Linked DNA regions of Homo sapiens: region 2 is linked to region 1. Evidence: read pairs that join two places in POLR2A ChIA-PET (ENCODE). Cell type or tissue: MCF 10A. All regions are shown on one strand. Links, peaks and the distances in the headings refer to the core of each region. The heading gives the core; the rest is flanking DNA.

The links. Peaks named below come from ENCODE experiments on the same cell type or tissue, not always from the same donor. Only the 100,000 strongest peaks of a DNase experiment are listed, where the experiment ranks them.
Region 2: POLR2A ChIA-PET joins it to region 1 with 5 read pairs; 12 of 35 experiments call an interaction of 5 or more read pairs at or near these places.

What each region holds. Positions count from the first base shown.
Region 1 is chr2:159,026,022-159,032,799 of GRCh38, reverse strand. The region is part of intron 2 of TANC1 (tetratricopeptide repeat, ankyrin repeat and coiled-coil containing 1); the gene reads right to left. It also overlaps the pseudogene RNU6-580P. Among named protein-coding and RNA genes, the nearest start is that of TANC1, 61 kb to the right of the region's middle. RefSeq lists an enhancer at 300-3,324. In MCF 10A, for the core only: no CTCF peak of the experiment used is centred there; no DNase peak of the experiment used is centred there.
Region 2 is chr2:158,950,855-158,957,632 of GRCh38, reverse strand. No RefSeq gene overlaps it. Among named protein-coding and RNA genes, the nearest start is that of TANC1, 14 kb to the left of the region's middle. In MCF 10A, for the core only: no CTCF peak of the experiment used is centred there; DNase peaks (open chromatin) are centred at 3,072 and 3,552.

The DNA of each region.
Region 1 (6,778 bases), core at 2,691-5,190:
AGAAGGGAACTCCTAACCCCCACACCAACCCCCAACACCTCTTCACAGGCTCTCCCTCAGAGCCCTCCCACTGTCTTTCAGATTCAATTCTAACAGGAGAGAATATGTGGTTTCCCAGACTGTTGTAAGTTAAGAGAATGGAGGGACAGTGTTAGATCTGGGCACAATGACAGCCCTGAGAAGCTGCGACTGACAGGAGAGAATCTGTAAAATTCGAAACAGTAGATTACAGGCTGTTATATTTTAACAGCCTTTCAATCCCCAAATGCATGCAAGGACGCCAAAAAAAAAGCATTTTAAAGCAGCACAATTCTTGGCTCTGAAAGGTGACCCTGGGCACCAAGAAAAGGTTACTTTGCTCACAGTGTGTCTCTGCCACTATATCCAGGAGAGATATCCACATGGCTAACCTCAGTCCACAAGATCCAAATGTCCTCAAAAATAGGAATGGGGACTGTATCCAACTGCAATGTGCTGTCTCTGTGTGGTCTCTAACACCAACGGAAACCAGGACAGGCTTTCTCAAAAGCACTGCCATTCTGATCTGGAATATTCCATCTGAGTACTCTCCCATTCATTATTCTCATCCATCTTTTCTTACGGTATCTGTGAGTAAAGCTCCTCACCAGATTATAAACTTCTTTGAGCAGATGGACTATGCCTTTGTATTAATGACACGCCCCCTATCTCCTCCTAAGTCACCAATGAAGCCTTCTGAATCTTTGCCAGTTCAATCTGCCCCAGATACCCCAGGGCCATATGACCTTAGGGAAGAAGGTATTTGAATGAGAGTGTTTTTAAACAGCCTAAGCGTTTCTGTAGTCTCTAAAGGTATTAAGTTTTCAACTTTCTTAAAGATGATAAAATTGGTTTAAATGTTAGGATTCTGTGATCAATAAGGCAAGCTTCAGTTGACTTTGGAATCTAATCTGTATGACATACAGAGCCAAGGAATAAATTCTGTACTGTTATGCATGCCCATGTGAACCACAGAGGCTAGGGTGAGTTTTCCCTTGCTCTAAAGCAACCTCACCTCACATATCTTTAATCATTCATCTACTCAGAATGGATTATTGGGTGACTTCATATTTATTTCTTTTTTCCAAAGCTCAGCTTTCTGATTTATATATTTATTTCTCGATAAGTAATAGCACTCAAAAGCACCAATTTGCTTCAGGCTTGGTAAAGAGTACTTTCATGAATTTAACTGACAGTTCTGTAATATAGGGTTATAATTTACACTTGGGAAAAATTGAGGAATTTGTTTTGTCTAAATTGAATTTAAAACTACATCCACTTCCAGATTCACATAAGTAATTCTCAGTTTTCAAGCTCATGATTGAATATGTACCTTACACCCTAAGACCCATTCACTTGCAAGCAGGCTGAAATGACCTACCAGGACACTAAAAACCTCTCTATTTAGGTCTAGGCTGTCAGGACATCCAGGCCTGGCCTGTTGTTTTCAGTGTCCATGGCCCTTCCTTCCCCACAGCTGAAGCCTCTTAACCCTTGCCCCCACACTCCCCTTGCTGGCTCAACCCAGCGGGAATTTCTAAGATAGAGATTTAAATAGCTCTGGCTAAGTTGCTCTTGCTGCTTAACAGGCAGGCCCTGACCTTGTATCCAGTAACTTGGCTTTCTTGCTCCTGCATTCCACAGGCCTAAATCACCCTCTAGCTCAGTTCTGATAAGGAGCCTGAGACCCTCTCTGGATAATCTGCTGCTAACTCCTCAGGGGCTGAGGAGCTGCCTTGCTCTTGGCAATCTTCCAGGGGACTGGAGGTCACTCTGACTCCATATGGCCAGAGAAGGTCTGGGGACATGGGTGCCTGTGTCAGGCTACTCATATACCCTGAGCCACCAGCCCTGAAGACCTCAGCCCCTTCCTCCTGACACCTGGACTCCCTCCCAGCTGCAGTGGCTGGATCTGCTGCCCCCAACTCTGAGATGGGGGTTCCAAGCCCAGTGCCTCCGGATGCATTAGGAAATGACTCATCACAAAAAGCTGAGGGTCCTCTGGCCAGAACACAAGTCATGAGATCTTGATCTTAGCTGTCAAAAAATGTCAAAAACAAAACCCCAACAACAAACTGAGAAAACAGGATCTCTCTTTTCCTGGAGAATTCAACACCCCTATGTTGGCTTTGAGTATGCTGAAGCCACTGAATCCTCTTTTACTAGTTCTAAGGCGAAAACTGAGGAAAATCAGAGAAATGGCTACAACTGTGTCTTCTCTGAATAGAGGAGAATCAGAGAGCTTCTTATCAACCACTTCAAAGCTAACATCCATGATTATTGAAATTACAACTATGAAATAACTTCTGTCCTAGGAAATCAAGTCATCTTCTAAAAGAAAAATAAATGTGTATGTGCATTTTTATCAATATACTTTAAAGATCCAGACAAAAACCCTAGCTGGTTAAAGTGTACTACACTTTAGAATAACATAAAAAACAGCAACCTTCATTTTCTGGTCAAAGATTATTTTTGTAATACCTAGTAATTTCTACAAAATTCTAGCATTTTTTGCTTTCTACCACCATTCCGTAGAAAGACATTCCCCCCTTGGCTTTATATCTTTGCTTTTTGATCTTGTTAACAATCCAGAAAATTCCAACCTTGCAATTTTTTTTTTCACCCCGGGAAGGAATAACACACAGTCACTTAAAAACCAAAAGCAGTGTCAACACTTCTCAATGACACAGCTGCTGTGAGTGACCAGTGAATAAAAGGGTTTTTGTGGGGAAATGTTGACTTCTCTCCAAAATAATTCTCAGTGTTATTGAAGACATGATCAAAAATAGTAGAGGCTGGGTACAGTGGCTCACACCTATAATCCCAGCACTTTGGGAGGTCAAAGCAGGAGGACTGCTTGAGAACAGGAGTTCAAGACCAGCCTGGACAAGATGGCAAGACCCCATATCGCTATGTTAAAAATACAGGCATGGTGGCACATACGTGTAGACCTAGCTACTTGGGAAGCTGAGGCAGGAGGATCACTTGAGACTAGGAGTTCAAAACTAGCCTGGGCAACACAGACCTCACCTCTACACAAAATTTTTAAAATTAACTGGGTGTGGTGGCAAGCACCTATAGTCTTAGCTACTCAGGAGACTGACGTGGGAGGACTGCTTGAGCCCAGGAGTCCAAGATTATAGTGAACTATGATTGTGCCACTGCACTCCAGCCTGGTTGACAGAGCAAGACTGTCTCTAAAAAATAATTATAAGGCATTAGTTAAGCAAGAAATACTAAGTACTTATGATAAACCACAGTGAAAATACTCAAACTATATGGACACTTGGTTTCAAAAGAGGGTGCCTAGACAGGAAAGAACCCACTCTGTATGCCATGCATTACATGGAACAATGCACATGTTCCATATTACAAACCTTTACTTAAAAAGTGAGGCATACGATCCAACAATCTCATTTCTGGGTATTTATCCAAAAGAACTGAAGTCAGGATCCCAAAGAGCTATTTTCACTCCCATGTTCATTGCAGCATTATTCACAATAACCAAAGTGTAGAAGCATCCTAAATATTCACTAACAGATAAATGGATAAACAAAATGTGATATATACACATAATGGATCATTCCGCCATAAAAAAAGGAAATCCTGATACATGCTACCACATGAATGAAACTTGAAGACATCACACAAGAGAAATAAAACAGTCACAGAAGGATAAACAGCACACGATTCCACTCTTATGAGGTATATAAAGTAGTCAAACTCTGCTAGGCACTGTGGCTCACACCTGTAATCCCAACACTTTGGGAGTCTGACTTGGGAGGACCACTTGAGGCCATGAGTTCAAGACCAGCCTGGGCAACATAGCAAGATCCTCATCTCTATAAAAAAATCTACAAATTAGCTGTGTATAGCAGCACATGCCTATAGTCTCAGCTGCTTGAGAGGATCACTTGAGCACAGGAGTTTGAACTTACAGTGAGCTACACTCAAGCCACTGCATCTAGACTGGGCAACAGAGTGAGAGACCCTATCTCAACAATAATAATCATAATTAATTAATTAATAATCAAACTCATAGAAGCAGAGCAGAATGGTGAATGCCAGGAGCTTGGGGAGAGAGGAAAATGGAGAATTGTTGAAAGAATATAAAGTTTCAGTCACAGAGGATGAAATACTTCTAGAAATCAGCTGTATAACATTGTGTTTATAAGTTAACAACACTGTACACTTAAAATTTTGTTAGGAGTTAGATCTCATGTGTTTTGTTTTGTAACCACAATTTTTTAAAATATGAGGATACAAACTCAAGGATTCAGATTACATTAGCTTCAAAGTTCTTGTCCTTTCTACTGTTTCATTTTGTCTACACACAAGAGAAGTATAAACAGTAAAGAATAGGCCCGACATGATGGCTCACACCTGTAATCCCAGCACTTTGGGAGGCCAAGGCGGGCAAATCACTTGAGGTCAGAAGTTCGAGACCAGCTTGGCCAACATGGTGAAACCCCGTCTCTACTAAAAACACAAAAATTAGCCAAGTGTGGTGGTGTGTGCCTATAATCCCAGCTACTTGGGATGCTAAGGCAGGAGAATCCCTGGAATCTAGGAGATAGAGGTTGCAGTGAGGTGAGATTGCACCATTGCACTCCAGCCTAGGCAACAAGAGTGAGACTCCGTATCAAGAAAAAAAAAGCAATTAGCATATACTATGGTTTGAATGTGTCCCCCAACTTTCATGTGTTGGCAACGTAATCCCCAAATTCATATGTGGAGTGGAGGTGAGGCCTTTGGGAGGAAATAAGGATGAGATGAGGTCATCGGGATGGGGCTCCCATGATAGTACTGGCGGCTTGAAAAAAGAGGAGAGACTTGAACTGACATGCACGCTCTTGCCCTCTCGCTGCGTGATACCTTCTACCACGTTATGAAGCAGGAAGAAGACCCTCATTTGAAGCTAAGCAGATGCCAGCACCATGCTCCTGGACTTCACAGCCTCCAGAACTGTGAGAAATAATTTTCCCTTTTTTATAAATTATGCAGAAGGTGGCATTCAGTTATAGCAAGAGACGGACTAAGACTGAAAATTGGTACCAAGAATGGGGTCATTGCTATAACAGATAGCTGAAAATGTGGAAGTGGCTTTGAAACTGGGCAATGAGTAGAGGCTGGAAGGGTTTGAGGGAGCAAGCTAGAAAAAGCCTGTAATTGCTATAAGTGGAGCATTAGGGGAGATTCTGATGAGGGTTCAGAAGACGAGAGCTAGGGAAAAGTCTGAATCTTCTTCAAGATTTGCTTAAGTGGTGGTGGCCAAAATGTTGGTAGAAATTTGAACAGTAAAGGCCATTCCGACAAGGTCTCAGACGGAAATGAGGAACAAAGTACTGGAAACTAGAGTAAAGGCCATCCTTGTCACAAAGTAGCAACAAGCTTGGCTAAATTGTGTCCATGTCCTAGGTCTTTGTGAAATGCAGAGCTTGAGGGCAATAAACTAAAATATCTGGCAGAAGAAATATTTAAGCAGCAAAGCATTCAGGATATTGCATGGTTACTTTTGACCACATTCAGTGATATATGAGAGCAAAGAAATGACTTAAAGACAAAATGTATAATTAAAAGGAAAACAGAATGGGAAGACTTCAAAACTCTGCAGCCTGGCCACATAAAGAGTGAAAAAGACGCTTCCCTCAGCAGCACATATACTAAAACTGGACTGATACAGAGAAGATTAGCATGGTCCCTGCACAAGGATAACACGCAAATTCATGAAGCATTCCATGTTTAAAAAAAAAAAATGAGTGAAAAAGTGTGTTCAGGAGAGGAAACCAAGGCTGTGGGTAGGTGATCATTTGTTAAGGAGATTACTATTGATAGATGAAATTATCAAGAGAATAGGAAAAAGACCCCTGCCATTTCAGAGATCTTTGAGGCTGTCCCTCCCATCCCTGGCCCAGAGCTCTAGAAGGGCGGAATGGTTTCAGAAGGACCCAGGCACCCTTCATGGGGTTGCTGCCCAGGGCCCCCTTGGGTCTCTGCTTTCTGCATCCCAGTGCAGCACTCCTCAGCCACCCCAGCTGTGGCTCAAGCGACCCCAAGTGCAGCTCAACCCAGCACTCCAGAAGGTACAAGCAGCAAGGACTAGCAGCATGTACCAGGCTCAGGATACTCTGAGCCACCTTAGGACTCTATAGAGAGTCCCTACCAGCAAGAAGGCCCTCCCAGATGCAGCCTCAAGACACTGGACTTCATAGTCTCCAAAACTGTAAGAAATAAATTTTCTTTATAAATTGCTGAGTCTCAGGTATTCAGTTATAGCAATGGAAAACAGCACATAATTAAAGGCTAGAGTGCAGGGTAGGAGAAATTGAGAGGAACAGGAAGCCAAAGAAGCTGAGGTCATCGAGGAAAGCCTCAAAAAAAAGGGCAACATAGGCCCAACCCTGAAGGATCAGCTGAGGCTGCAGGGACTGCTACAAGCATCTGAGTAAGGACACTGAGCTGGTCCACGCCAAGAAGGCATGCTAGGCAACAGCTTTTAAAGGCTGAGGAGGACATGAACTAAACACTAGAAGCTAAAAACTGAAGCAAGGCCAGACACAGTGGCTCACATCTGTAATCCCAGCACTTTGGGAAGCCAAGACAGGAGGACTGCTTGAGGCCAGGTGTTCAAGACCATGCTGGGCAACAACAGCAACACCCTATCTCTACAAAAAATTTAAAAATTAGCCAGGAATTGTGGGTACCCCTGTAGTCCTAGCCATTGGGAAGCTGAGGCAAGATGATCGCTTGAGCCCAGGAC
Region 2 (6,778 bases), core at 2,053-4,552, 75 kb after region 1:
CTTTTTCTCTGAACATGAATGTCATAGAGACCTAATTATAAGGTTTATTAGAGCCGTCAGCAAAATGAAACAGAACAGAACAGAACAGAACAAGAACAACTTGTAATAAATCTCACCTAAGAAAAGGTAGGGACAAATACTAAATAAGAGATGGCTACAAGTAGAGAAGGATCTGAAACCCAATTATTTAATGGCAATATTTGTGTGACCTTTTCCCCCTTTAATGTATAGGACTTTGAATACTACAAATGAAATAAAGAAAAAATAGTTTTTAACAATACTGAAATTGTTTAATATTTGTCTTCATTTCATGTGGCTGCTGCAACAAACTGCCACAAACCGAGTAGCTTAAAACAGCAGAAATTTATTTTCTCACAGTTACGGAGGCCAAAAGTCCAAAATCAAGGTGTTGGCAATGCTCCATCCTCCCTCCAGAGGCTCTGGGGGTGAATCCTTCCTTGCCTCTTTCAGCTTCTAGTGGCTCCAGGCATTTCTTGGCTTATGGCTGCAAAACTCTAGTTTCTGCCCTCATCTTCATATGGTCTGTGTCTTCTCCTCTTCTGTATGTCTCAAATCTCTCTCTTTCTCTCTCTCGCTCTACCTTTGTCTCTTGGTCTTTCTCTCTCTCTCTCTCTCTCTTTAAGAGATGAGGTGTTGCTAGATTGCCCAAGCTGGAGTGCAGTGGCTATTCCCAGGGATGATTATAACACAGTGCAGTCTTGAATTCCTGGGCTCAAGTGATCCTTGAGTAGCTGGGACTTCAGACGTGTGCCACCATGCCCAGTTTCTGCCTTTCTCTTATCCAATCCAACACCTGTCATTGGATTTTGGGCCCCTATCCAGATAACCAGGATGAGCTAATCCTAAAACCCTTAACTATTACTTCCACGGAGACCCTTTTTCCAAATAACATTTCCAAATAACATTCACAAGTTCCAGGTATTTAGACATGGACCTATGTTTTAGGAACCACCGCTCAACCACTACAATATTTATTAAAACAGAAAAATAATCTAACAAAAATGGAATAAAGACCCTAAGACTAGATTTAAATTTACAAATAAATTATATTTGTTAATGAAATGTTTACAGTTTTTTTTTTTAAAAAAAAAACCTATTTCCACTACCAATTTTTTAAAATGCAAAATAGGACTTTGGGTGCCATTATACTCACATTAACCTAATAAAATATATATTAGAATTAGAAGACCCAGTTTCTAAACCAGGATCTAGTCAGGAAATTAGCAATCAAGCTAGGTATTTCAAAGAGAGGGTATTTAATACAGGAAACTATATTGTTGGGAGAACTGAAAGGTCAAAAGGGAAAGGTAGGTAACCCTGAGATTAATAAAGATAGAAAGAAAGAAGCTGGCAGAATAAGAAGGAGGAGGTAGCACTACCACAGCACAAGACTGCATGTCTTATTGTGTCATTGGGAATGCCAAATAGGATTCTGGGAACACCAGAGAGAGGACGTCCAGAAATGAAGTCACTTCTAGAAATACTGCCAGAAGCAGAAAGAAAGAAAACTATGGCTTCTCCCTCCCTTACACTTTCTAATTTTCTGCTGGCCTCTTCTATTGACAGAACCTAACAAGAAGCCAGCTAGAAATGAAGCCTGGGAAATGTGCTTTGCAGGCTTCTAGCCCCAGCATTGTGAAGCAGAGTAGAGTGGGGTCGGTGCAGAGCTATGAGACAATAAGTAAATAATTGGCACATCAAGTGATGTGGAAAAGCAGGTGTATTTCTACATTGCTGATGATACTGTAAGTCAGAGAACAATTAGAGATAAGTAACTCTTTATACACATTGACTAAATAAGGCCACTCTGGGGAACATCATCCTGAGAAATAACCTACGTGCAAAAAAGAAAGAATTTGTACAAAAATGTTTGAAGTAGCATCATTTATAACAGCAAAACCATGAAAACAGCCCATATACCCAGCAATAAGGGGATGATTAAGAAAGCAGTGACTGATCGATGTATCAGAATACTCTAAAGCTTAGAAAAAAACCCAAAACATATGTTTCAAGGCAGTATGAACATATTCATATGAAATAAAGTTAAGTGAAAAAAGTAGAATGCAGAATTATATGTCTACTACACTAATTACATCTGTGTAAAAATGTAGTAATGTATATTAACAAAGATCAGGGGAGACTTGGAGTGATATAACTGGTTTGGAGCTTAATGTTACTTAGGCTTCTTCTGTAAAGTTGGCTAAGTTCTTAATAAAAAGAGAGCCTGGCCGGGCACGGTGGCTCATGCCTGTAATCCCAGCACTCTGGGAAGCCAAAGCGAGTGGATCACCTGAAGTTGGGAGTTCGAGACCAGCCTGACCAACATGGAGAAACCCCATCTCTACTAAAAATACAAAATTAGCCGGGCGTGGTGGTGCATGCCTGTAATCCCAGCTACTCAGGAGGCTGAGGCAGGAGAATCGGTTGAACACGGGAGGCAGAGTTTGTGGTGAGCTGAGATCGTGCCACTGCACTCCAGCCTGGGCAACAAGAGCGAAACTCCGTCTCAAAAAAATAAAAAATAAAATAAAAAAAAAAGAGGGAGGCTGGGTGCAGTGGTTCATGCCTATAATCCCAGCACTTTGGGAGGCAGATGGGGGAAGATTGCTTGAGGCTAGGAGTTTGAGACCAGCCTGGGCAACATAATGAGACCGTGTCTCTACAAAAAAAAATTTTAAATTAGCCAGCCTTGGTGGCACATGCCTATCATCCTACTTGGGAGGCTGAGGTGGGAGGATTGCTTGAGCTTAGGAGTTTGAGGTTACAGTGAGCTATGATCATGCCACTGCACTCCAGCCTGGGCAACAAAGCAAGAGCCTGTCTCCTTAAAAAAAAAAGAGAGACAGAGAAAAGTAAATGAGTCTTTAATTTTATTTTTAGATTCCAAAACAACTGAGAATTATGTGTTTCATATTAAGCTACTTTAAGGAAAAAACCAGCACACACACACACACAAACACACACGCACACAGTACAACCTGGCTAACCGTTCCTACCACGGCACTTTTTACAACTCTGGCATTAATCACTGCCATGGCCTGAGGCCAGTGTCCAATTGGTCTAGAGATTTTATTTTACAACCTGAGAACACTGGCTGGCTCCCAGTGCCTCTGCTCTCCTGCCCTGAGCAGAGCCTTTCTTCTTGTTGCTACACTTCATGTTTTCTACTACAGGCCAGGAGCTGTTAAAGTTAAGTAAAACAATGAATAAAGATAACAGAGTGAGCGCCCCCCCCCCCCAAAAAAGCCCAGCATTTTAATAATTATGTAAGTTTTTGTCAGTATTTATTGCTTCAAAAGATTTTGTTTTCTCCTTGAACCTGAAGTACTTTATAGCATGTCTGAAACACACACCCTAAGCTAAGAGGGCAGAAAGGCCACACCTTTGCCTCACCCCTCCCCCAATCCATTTTGCTGCCCAGAAGCACTGATGTGCCAAGTTTTTTGGACCCATGAACCCTGCCTCACTAGTAAGCTAATACAGATGCTTGTCACAGCTGCCTTAGGACTATCTGGAGTCTGAGAGTATGTGGTTACAGCAGGAAAGACATGACATCATAATTGCCTCCCACAGGGACCTGCTGGCAGTTTGCCCAAGAGACCTTGGCCGTGCCCAGAACCAATCTCTAAACTTGACAGACTTTCCACTTTTGCCTTTTGTGATTATTTGAAAATCATCTTCCAAAGACTGCCTAGCTTCAGATCCCAGTTTTCCTACCCATCATCTGGGTGACCCTAGGTCAGTTAGTTAAGCCCTCTGTGCCTCAGTTTCCTAATGTAAAACATGGGAGGAAAACCAGGAAATAATAGTAAATACTTCATAGTTTTGTTGCAAAGATATGAGATAATGCACTTAAGGCTCAATGGAAGATATGACTCGTTCTCTACCCAAGATCCTTTCTATTCTTCTTTTTTTGTTAACAGAAATATGATTTTGTTTGGGGTGGCAGTGAGCCCAGCTAAAATACTCCCACAGACTCCCTTACAGCTACGGTGATCGTATGATTCTACAGGGAGAGGTTTCCTGGAAAGCAGCAGATTCTGATGAAAAAAGGACAGACCCAGCTGGCGTGTATATTTTGCTCTTTGCCCTTCCTTTTTCATTCTGTCTGGAATGAGGATACCTGCAAGAAAGGCAGCCACCTTGCAACTAAGAGGACAAGAGCCACATGCTAAGGATGGTAGAGCAGAAAGCTAGAAGGAACCTGGGCCCCTGATGATGTCCTGAAGCAGCTGTGCCAGTAGCGAGCCACCTATCTCCAGACTTCATGTTACATGAGAAGAATGAACTCCATTTGGCTAAGCCACCATGGTAGTTTCTCTTATATGCAGCTGAATGCAATCCTGATCTAAACTCATACCGCCTGCCAATAACACCTTAAGAACGGTTACCTTAGGCCGGGCACGGTGGCTCATGCCTGTAATCCCAACACTTTGGGAGGCCAAGGTGGGCAGACCACCTGAGGTTGGGAGTTCGAGGCCAGCCTGACCAACATAGAGAAACCCCGTCTCTATTAAAATACAAAATTAGCTGGGTGTGGTGGCGCATGCCTGTAATCCCAGCTACTCGGGAGACTGGGGCAGGAGAATCCGCTTGAACCCGGGAGGCAGAGGATGTGGTGAGCCAAGATCATGCCATTGTACTCCAGCCTGGGCAACAAGAGCAAAACTCCTCAAAAAAAAAAAAAAAAAAAAAAAAAAGAACAGTTACCTTTTATTTTTCTATGAAGTACCATAAGTCAGCTATCTCTCTGCTGAACACTGAGAGAGGTTCACAATTATTGTCATGAAATTTAGCTATGGCAAATATTATATAAAATTATCAGTTGTCAACTAGAGTTGGTAAACATTCTTATTATTCAGAGACACTGGTAGTAATAACATTTGTTGAAATAGAATTTGACATACTAGGATAGTGTTTTATTGCTGCTAGGTTATACTCAACTAGCTCTTTAAAGGGATTATTTTATTAATAAATCTAGTAAACTCATGGGAGGTGGGGGAATAGAACATTTACATATTTTAACTGATAAAGGCCTGCTCAGTGGCTCACATTTGTAGTCCTAGCTACTTGGGAGGCTGAGGACCCCTTGAGCCCAGGACCTAAGGTTGCAGTGAGCTATGACTGCATCACTGCACTCCAGCCTGGGTGACAGAGTGAGACCATGTGGATCCATCCCCAACACGAGAAAAGTTCATTCTAGCTTCAGTCTGGACAAGCGACTTCCCCATATGACCAGGGTGAGATCAGAGAACCAATCAGACATCCCTCAAGCCACCAATTAAATGATGTTCCTTTTTTCTCAGTTTGAACTGTTGGTTGTTTAAGTAGAGGAAAGCAGCAGGAGCAGCAGGAAAGGTTGAATTACGCTGCAAGAACACCTCCACCAAAATCCCAGTGGCTGAAAATAACAAAACTTGTTTCTTATTCATTCCACTCATCCTTCCTGGGGTAGCTGGGACACACTCCTCATTATAGCCATGGAACTCAAGCTGAGAGAGCAACCATCATCTTGAACATTGCCAGCCACCATGTTGAAAGGAAAATGGGCCCTGCTTTGGCAGTTTCAAGTATATGTCACTTTTTGCTCACAACCCACTATCTGGAACCAGTCCCATGGCCTCAGGTAACCAAAAGTGAGCCATAAAGTGCACTTCTACCATGTGCCAGAAACGGTAGCACCAGAAAATGTTGGCGAACCGCACCAATGCCTATCAAAGAAATAGTATCACTGAGTGCGTATTATGTGCTACTGTGTGTGATGTCACTTATGTTATCTAATTCTTACCATACATTTGGATATTGTTTAACTCCAATTTTTGGATGAGAAATTGGAGGCTTAGACAGGCCAAGTTATTTGTCCAAGAGACCCATCTAATGTGTAGATTTGATTTTAGTTTCACCAGATTCCAAAACCTATGCTTTTTCCCTTGCCTCCTAGTATAACACGTTGAGCTGCTTACAACCTCACAATTTTGGGGGTTGGGAGAAGTGGAGAAAAACAGAGTAGAGGAAATGGTTTATGTAAGAAATAATTCTCTCGACAAAGCTGAAGTATGGTAACCAATGGGGCCATACTTCCTTGGCCTCATTAGTATAATGAGGTGGCCAACTGAACTAACTTACCTAAGGACTTAAAACTGATCACCACAAGCCCCGAAACAAAAATGACTACAATAAGATTGTGGACAAGGAGATACTCGGTATGCTGAGTGAGTTGGACAGACAATACCATCAAATTGAGAGGCAGCATTATGCTATCAAGTAGTAACTTGATAGCTTGATACCTAACAAGTGATAACTTCAGAATGTTTCCTATTACCCCAGATGATAACCAATTGCTTTAAGGGCTCTCTTCACTATTGAATAATTCTCACCTTTAATACCTGAAGAGCGTTTATGATTTTCAGAAGTTCATTAACAGCATTTTATATATATATAATATTGCTCTGACTATAATAATGCTGACAGGGATTCACATTTCAAAGAAAAGTATGCACTCAAGCACAGCAGAGACACTGATTCTCTCTAGAGGTCTCAAACAGAGCATGGTTGTGTACCATTGACCTGCTTCTAGAAGAGATGTAATTTTTAGCAAGAAAAGGATGATCCTTTAAGCTTTTAAAATAGTTTTTGCACTGTAATTTATTTATCCTACATAGCTAATGGTAAGGCCTTAAGTATTCAACCAGAGTTGATATTAATATAACATAGCTAGATTTTTATTTCTCTAAGCACATTCTTAAAAAAATATAAA